2 separate regions of the Homo sapiens genome follow, and region 1 is linked to region 2. A link is an interaction called in ENCODE POLR2A ChIA-PET data of the cell type or tissue named here. Cell type or tissue: OCI-LY7. All regions are shown on one strand.

Region 1 (4,000 bases), 95 kb after region 2:
AACTAAATTTAGTGCTCAACTGTAAGATTTTCCAGTTAGCTCTGCACATGTATACTTTGGCTATTTATAAATAACCTGTACTATGCTTCAAATTTAATCCTTTTATGGAAGAATCGAAGTATGAGATAAACAAACAGTTTAGTATTTTAATCAAATAAAACCTGATAACAAAGCAAACCTGATATATATTTATGAGTTGTTTTTCTGTTATGTATCTACAGAAAAGTCTGCATACATTATGTAATTACACACCTGAAGATAGTATGTCAAGGGTTAGATGGCTGAAGAGATGAGGAAAGATTGGAAACACGGGAAGGAGAAGGAAGCTGCTCTGAAGGCTTGCTGTATCATTCTGAGTGGTAACTCAGCAGCACCCACATGGCATGGCCTCCTCAAGTCATCAGCAGAAGGGACAGGACTACACCAAGCCATGAGTCCACGAGGGAAAGGGCCGTGCATGCATGTCCACTGTTGGATCTCCAGGGCCTGGCACTCCAATATCTGATACACAGAAGTTGCTCAATACATATTTGTGGAAGGAAGAAAAGAAAGTGGAATGGAAGACAGGCATGAATGAAGTAAGGAAGGGAGTGAATGTCTAATATATAAGGCATGTAAATATTTCCAATCATTCCAAACATCTAGGTTAATGTATAACAAAGACACTATAATCAATTATATAATACTAACCAAGCAAAATTTTAAAAATACAGAGACTGGGTGCTGGGGCTCATACCTGTAAGCCCAGCACTTTGGGAGGCCTAGGCAGGAGGATCACTTGAGGCTAGGAGTTAGAGACCAGCTTGGACAACATAGAGAGACCCTGTCTCTACCAAAGATTAAAATAAACATATTAGCCAGGCATGGTGGTGCTTGCTTTTAGTCCCAGCTATTGGGGAGGCTGAGGTGGGAGGAGTTCTTGAGCCCAGGAGTTCCAGGCTACAGTGGGCTATGATCACACCACTGCACTCCAGCCTGGCCAACAGAGCAAAATCTTGTCTCTAAAAAAAATGTTTAAATACATAATTTCAGGAAATCCCCTATGAAGAGTATAGACATGGCAAGTGCCATTGACAACAAGTAAAGTTTAATGATTAAAAGGTGCCCAGCCTCCACATAGTGTATGATTCTATTCACGTGAACTGTCCAGAAAAGGCAAATTCAAAGGGACAGAAAGTAGACTGGTGGTTGCCCACGGCCAGGAGGAGGGGGGAATTGCAGCGTGACTGTTTAAGGGGTTTCTTACTGGTGTGATGGAAATGTTGTAAAACTGATTGTGGTGATGGTTGCATAACTCTGAGTATACTAAAAACCATTGAATTTTAAACTTTAAACAGGTGAATTGTATGGTATGTAAATTAATTTATACAATTCTGTTGTTAAAAGGATGTAAGAGGCACCCTAATGCGTGCTGACTAAGGTTTAGAAGGTGCCACCAAGTCCCCTGCTCCAGCCAAGAATCAATCTCAAACAAATAAGATAAATAACCTACAACCTTGGCCGGTATGAAATACTCTTATTTGAATTTGGGGTCTAGTAATATTACTGTAACCCTAGAAAAATACCAAAATAAATATTACTTATAAGAATAAGTGTAGAGGCAATAAAAATAAATTAAATCCATGATTTTAATGTTTTAAAATTAGAGTTAAGTGTAGTTTTAGCCTTTGTGATCATTTTATTTTCATGTTTCTCTCTGTGGTTTGATGTGTTAGGATGTTTGCAGGGTTTAAGAGATCAGTCTTATTGAATCTATTATTGTAATTTAGATTCTTTAAGGGAATTTAAATTAAGTTTATGTAGTGATCCTTATGATAGACTCCCAACATTCATTCCACTCTGAGATGATTAGTGAAAGCCAACTGGCAATCCCATTCTCGCCAGTGGTTCATTTAGGAACAGGTGTGTTACACAGTTCTGGCCAATGAGGTTTCAGGAAAAGTCCACTGTGAGGCTTCTAGGAGAGGTTTCCACAGTCCCCCAAAAAAGGAAATAGTAAGAATCCCACTTCCTCCTCTGAACTGTGTCTGGATATGACATTGGCACTGCACCAGCCACATTGCTAGCTGAGGATGATACAAATACACTGAGAAGGGCAGCAATGAGAGAATCACAGGAAATGGAGCCCAAGCCCAGACATATTGTGCTCGAGTCCACCCTACCTCCTGATTTCATGTTATGGGAGATAATAAATTTCCTTTCAACCTAGGCAACAAATTGAGACCCCATCTCTAAAAAAAAAAAAAATCAAAAAAAAAATCAAAAAATTAGCCAGGCATGGTGACATGCACCTGTGGTCCCAGCTACATGAAAAGCTGAGGCAGGAGGAACACTTGAGCCCAGGAGGCTGAGGCTGCACTGAGCCTTGATTGTACCACCGCACTCCAACCTGAGTGATACAGTGAGACCCTATCTCAAAAAAAAAAAAAAAAAAAAATCCTTATTGCTTAAGCCATTTTGAGTCAAGCTTTTCTATTATTTTCACCCAAAAGAAATATAGTTTGTAATTAGGATTTAAATGTAAAAACGTAGCTTAGAATTTTTTACTTCCGGCCAGGCTCAGTGGCTCACACCTGTGATCCCAGCACTTTGGGAGGCCAAGGCAGGCAGATCACCCGAGGTCAGGAGTTCAAAACCAGCCTGGCCAACTTGGTGAAACCCCGTCTCTACTAAAAACATAAAAATTAGCCTGGTGTGGTAGCGTGTGTCTGTAATCTCAGGAGGCTGGGGCAGGAGAATCACTTGAACCCAGGAGGTGAAGGTTGCAGTGAGCCGAGATTATGCCACTGTACTCCATCCTGGGTGACAGAGCTAGACTCTGTCTCAAAAGAAAAAAGAAAGAAAGAAATTCTTATGTCCTAATTTTGTTTACTAGGCATATAAATTTGATAAAGTGAACATCAATTATACTAGAAGTTGTAGAGGGTATTCCTTTGCCCACACAGAAGCCCCTTGGACTATAAAGAACCTAGAAACACTAAAAAGAGACAAATTTCAAAAAGAGATTCATCAGGCCAGGCACGGCGGCTCACACCTGTAATCCCAGCACTTTGGGAGGCCGAGGAGGGTGAATCACTTGAGGTCAGGAGTTCAAGACCAGCCTGGCCAACATGGTGAAACCCCGTCTCTACTGAAAATACAAAAATTAACCGGGCATGGTGGCACACGCCTGTAATCCCAGCTACTTGGGAGGCTGAGACGGGAGAATCGCTGGAACCCAGGACGGGGAGGTTGCAGTGAGCCAAGATTGTGCCATTGCACTCCAGCCCGGGCAACAGAGTGAGACTCCAGCTCAAAAAAAAGGGGGGGTGGGGATTCATCCCCTCACTCCTCATATGAGGACCAAGAGGTAACATGAGAAATGTTTTCAACTGTAGTGAAATATCTTTCATGTCGGGCATTAAATGTAAACTTGGGGAAGACACGTCTGCAGGAATTGCAAACACTGATCTGCTAGTATCATTTCTCATAGAGGAGGTGAGAGCAGAGAACACAATGAAACAGATCACTGGCAGCTGTGCTCTCTATCAATGACCAAAGGGGACTTCATAGGCCAAGAGTCCAAAATTCAAATGGCTTCAGAGCCCAGGCAAGTTCCATAGATGGATGAAACTGACCAGAGTGAGGCAGTAGGAAATGGTGGCCCCACCTAAAGACAGCATCTTCACTCCGATCCAGGTGATGTTACTATGAGGAAATGGAGCTTCAGTATCTCCAGAGCTTCCATTTTTCAAGAAAAGCCAGAAACCTGGATCATGTGAATCTATCAGTTTTTAGATTTTGGCAAACAATTCAACTTAAAAAGCAAAAGTAAAACACCATTGGACTAAACAAAAGACATCTATAGGCTGTCTGTGGTCCACAGGGTACCCTCTCAGCCCATAGACTTACAACAGGGTCAGAGTGGACATGTGTGAAGTTGAGAGGTCTGCCCTTGCTTTCAGGCAGGGCAAACATTTCCCTCAACAGAAGCTTCTTAGACACTTGGATTCTGGGCCAC
Region 2 (4,000 bases):
CCACAGTCTTTCTAATCTGGACAGCACCTCGAGCTCAGTCACAGCCAGAGCAGAGACACTTCTCCCTCTCCACCAGAGTGTTAGTCATTCCAAGAAACTGTATTAGCCCAGGCAAAGTACATAAAGGCAAAGTCTGCAAACAAATCTGGCACCTGGCCTGAAGCTTCCGCACTGTCTCTTCATCTTGCCGGGCCTGTCTCTCATCTTCAAGAGCCTCCTGCAGCTTTAGGTACATGTCTTCCAGCTCCCGTACTCGCTGTAAATACTGTTCCAGTTCAGAGGACTTTTGAGCAACCTGTTCTTCCATCTGCTGTCTGATCTGTTGGTATAAAAGGGTCTTGTTTAAATGCAGGTTGACTTCTTTCTCAGGGAAAGCCTCACCTCCACCTGAGGGGTTGCCCACAGCTGCAGCCTCAGCCCATCAGGGTGGCAGGACCCTGTCCTTCAATCCTTGAACTTAAAGATGGAGGAGATGAGGGTACCACACCCAATCGCAATAGTGAAAGAGTCTGGGAAGAGCAAATTATAACCCAAATTATGTTCTGCCCTGCTGTATTTTCCATCCCTTCCACTCCACATTTTAAGACTCAAGTCAAGAAAAAAATGTTTCCTTGTGTAATTTCTCTCTAAATTCCTTTCTGTCTTAAAGTCACAATCTTTTTACCAATAGGGTCTTCTCTAAAAGGAACGAACCTTTTCCCAGTCAGAGCAAACGAACCTTTTCCCAGTCTTCTTTAGTGTTACACTAAAGAAGAAGGAAAGGTCATCCAGCATGGGATTCCTCCCACACTTCCCTGGCTGTCTCCACTCCCTGGGGCACCTCCAGCCCTAGAGGAACTCAAGCATTTCAGTTAATCTGTATACGTTAATGGTTTTTCCCTTCTGGATTACAGAGTTTTGAATCCCTGCCTTAAAAATTACAAGACAAGAACATCCTAAATATAACAAACACATTAGCCTATTTCTCTGCAGTTGATAAAATATTTTCACTTGCATTAGCTCACTCTGTCTTCAGAAGAGTCATGAGAGAGCATGTGATAATCCTGAACTTAAAGAAGAAAAAGCCAATGTTCAGTAAGAAGGACCAGAGAGGAAACAAGACCAGACATTCTGGCTGTTTCTCTACATCACATTTGCCTTCCTCTTTTCTCTGAACCACAAACACATCTCTTTCAACTCTAAATAACAAAAAGTGACTAGAGGAAATGTCACATGCATCTATTTAGGCACTGGGCTTAGCACTCTCTGACAGAGTATCACTCAATGTGAGAAGACCTGTGTTCCAGCTAACCAGCTAACTACCTAAGACAACCTGGATCTTGGGTCTCTTGAAGATGGAAGCCTCTAGGATGAACCGGAGCTGCCAAGAGCAACAAATCAGACTCTAGATGTTCTCACAATTTCAGGATCTCACCCCCGCCATCCTTGCTTATTACAGAGGAGATATACCATGGAACCTATGCTTACTTTTTCCATAACTATTTATTTTCCAAATCAGAACTGTTTTGAGAATGAAAAGGAATGTTATTAATAATTATACCAGAATGGCAGGGACTCTCCCAGGCAAACCAGGAAATATAGTCACCCTAACCAAGCATTTATCACATCATTCCACAAATTTCTTTTTTTTTCTTTTTTGGAGACAGGGCCTTGCTCTGTCACCCAGGCTGGAGTGCAGTGGCAAAATCACAGCTCACAGTAGCCTTGAACTCCTGGGCTCAAGCAATCCTCCCACCTCAGCCTCCTAAGTAGCTGGAACTACAGGCATGTACCAACAGGCCTGGCTAATTCTTTTTTTTTTTTTTTTTTTTGTAGATATTGCCCAGGCTGGTCTTGAACTCCTGGGCTCAAGCAATTCTCATGCCTTGGCCTCCCAAAGTGCTGGGATTACAGGAGTGGGCCACCATGCCTGGCTCCATAAATTTCCACTTAGGAGTCTTGAAAACAAGGTTTATGTCTTTTGCCATTACATCTTTGGCACACTGCCTGGCACATAGAAGGTGTTCAATAAACAGATAATTAATGAATGAACAAACATGCAACTTCCCCTACAGCCCATTCCAGGTCAGTAGCAAAGCCAAGCTGATGACATGCCTCACTGTAGCCTCCAGCCCTTCCCTGTTCCCACCGACCCAGGCTGAGCTACTGCAGCTGCTTTCTCCAGCCATGTGATACTCACAAGCTTCTCTCTTTCCAGCTCTGTGCTGAACCTGGCCTGAAGTTCCACTTGAGTCTGAAGGCGTTTCTTTTCCTCTTCTGCTGCACGAGATGCTGCTTCCTCCAGTTTCTAGCCAATCAAAAACCCATCCACAGAAAAGCAGGTGTTAGAGTAGAAGTACATTAAAGAGAGAGAGACAGTCATACTTAAGTACAGGAAAAGCCAAACATTCTTAACATTCAATAAAGATAATAGAATAAAAACTTTTAGCTCCATTAGAATTCCAGTCTAACGATCTGCTGAATCAACATACAAAATAAATTAGGTAAATGAAAGACTATTGATAAGCCTGAACAACATTTTGCAAAGAAAGTTTTAGTACAGTCATTGAATTAAATTCACTTGGGATTGCATTCATGAGATTTTTATTTATTTATTTATTTATTTGAGACTGAGTCTTGCTCTGTCGCCAGGCTGGAGTGCAGTGGCACGATCTCGGCTCACTGCAACCTCCACCTCCCAGGTTCAAGTGATTCTCCTGCCTCAGCCTCCCGAGTAGCCGGGACTACAGGCACACACCACCACATCCAGCTAATTTTTGTATTTTTAGTAGACACGGGGTTTCATCATGTTGGCCAGGATAGTGTCGATCTCTTGACCTCGTGATCCGCCCACCTCAGCCTCCCGAAGTGCTGGGATTACAGGTGTAAGCCACCATGCCCAGCCACATTCATGAGATTTGAGAGCTATTTCTTGAGCTCTTTCTGTACAGTTTTTTCATCTTATACATTATTCATTATAACTTTTACCAGAACCAATTTCTAGAAGGGTGGCATAAGGAGCTCCACAGACCCTTTCCCCAACAAAACAACCATAACTGGTGAAAATTATTGTTAAAAAAACAAAACCTTTAAAAGTCTCTAGAAATTATGCTAAGGACATTCTAAAATGGAGAACATTTATCTAAGAAAATCTAACTCTCAGTAAGAATCGTGAGGGTCTGTGGCATATGATGCACTCCCTCCCCACCCCCACAGTGTCAGTGAGAAGAAAGCTCTTCTCCTGGCAGATGGAACCCCAAACAAGGGTTCCCCTCCCCTCAGCTCAAGCCTAGGGCTATGATACCTTCCTGGGAGGGGCAGGCTGGCTGCCAGAATTTCTCTTTGTCCCCAGCTGCATGTTGCAGAAACTTTATTCCAGGCAAGAGTGGCTGAGAATTAAGAGGAGGCCAGAAGCTCCATGAGAACAACACACTAACACACGGACCAGCTAAAAGTGTTGTTGGTTTGTTGGTTGACTGCTATGAGGTCTCGCTATGTTGCCCAGGCTGGTCTCAAATTCCTGGCCTCAAGTGATCCTCCCACCCTGTCCTCCCAAAGTGATTAACAGGTGTGAGCCACTGCTCTTCCAGACCAGCCAAACGTCTGACAGACAGAACCAGAGAAAGAGACAGCTAAGAAGAGTTCTCATGTAGTAGGAACAAGTCTCAAAGACTGACCTTAAAGACTACATGTAGGCCTGAATTTAAATGATCTCAGACTGTGAGGCAATTCAGGTTCCAGGGCATTATGGAGAACAACAGAACAAAATTAGTGAACTCTAACAGCTGTTGGTGTGGTACCAACAGAGGTGGAAAGCTTAAATGAGAGATCAGAGAAAGACACTCAAAGAGAGCCCTGCAAAAATCAGGGTCTTCGCAGGGTGACTGTGTTCCTGTCCAAGCCTGTGCCTCTGAGGAGCAACAGTCAGAAGCTTCACACTGTGAGGAAAACAAACTTCACTGAAATAGTCCAGCCAAGTCACTAAACAAATAAAGGAGCAAACAACAGCAGGCCTCTGGGG

What was found. Peaks named below come from ENCODE experiments on the same cell type or tissue, not always from the same donor. Only the 100,000 strongest peaks of a DNase experiment are listed, where the experiment ranks them.
Region 1: POLR2A ChIA-PET joins it to region 2 with 11 read pairs; 3 of 35 experiments call an interaction of 5 or more read pairs at or near these places.

Annotation. Positions count from the first base shown.
Region 1 is chr11:9,641,127-9,645,126 of GRCh38, reverse strand. No RefSeq gene overlaps it. Among named protein-coding and RNA genes, the nearest start is that of SWAP70, 21 kb to the left of the region's middle. In OCI-LY7, no CTCF peak of the experiment used is centred here; a DNase peak (open chromatin) is centred at 2,081.
Region 2 is chr11:9,736,500-9,740,499 of GRCh38, reverse strand. It overlaps SWAP70 (switching B cell complex subunit SWAP70), which reads right to left. Exons shown (of 12, transcript NM_015055.4): 8 at 2,180-2,287; 9 at 153-319. Among named protein-coding and RNA genes, the nearest start is that of SBF2-AS1, 20 kb to the left of the region's middle. RefSeq lists an enhancer at 1-44. In OCI-LY7, no CTCF peak of the experiment used is centred here; DNase peaks (open chromatin) are centred at 1,189 and 2,249; H3K4me3 peaks cover 2,498 bases; H3K27ac peaks cover 4,000 bases.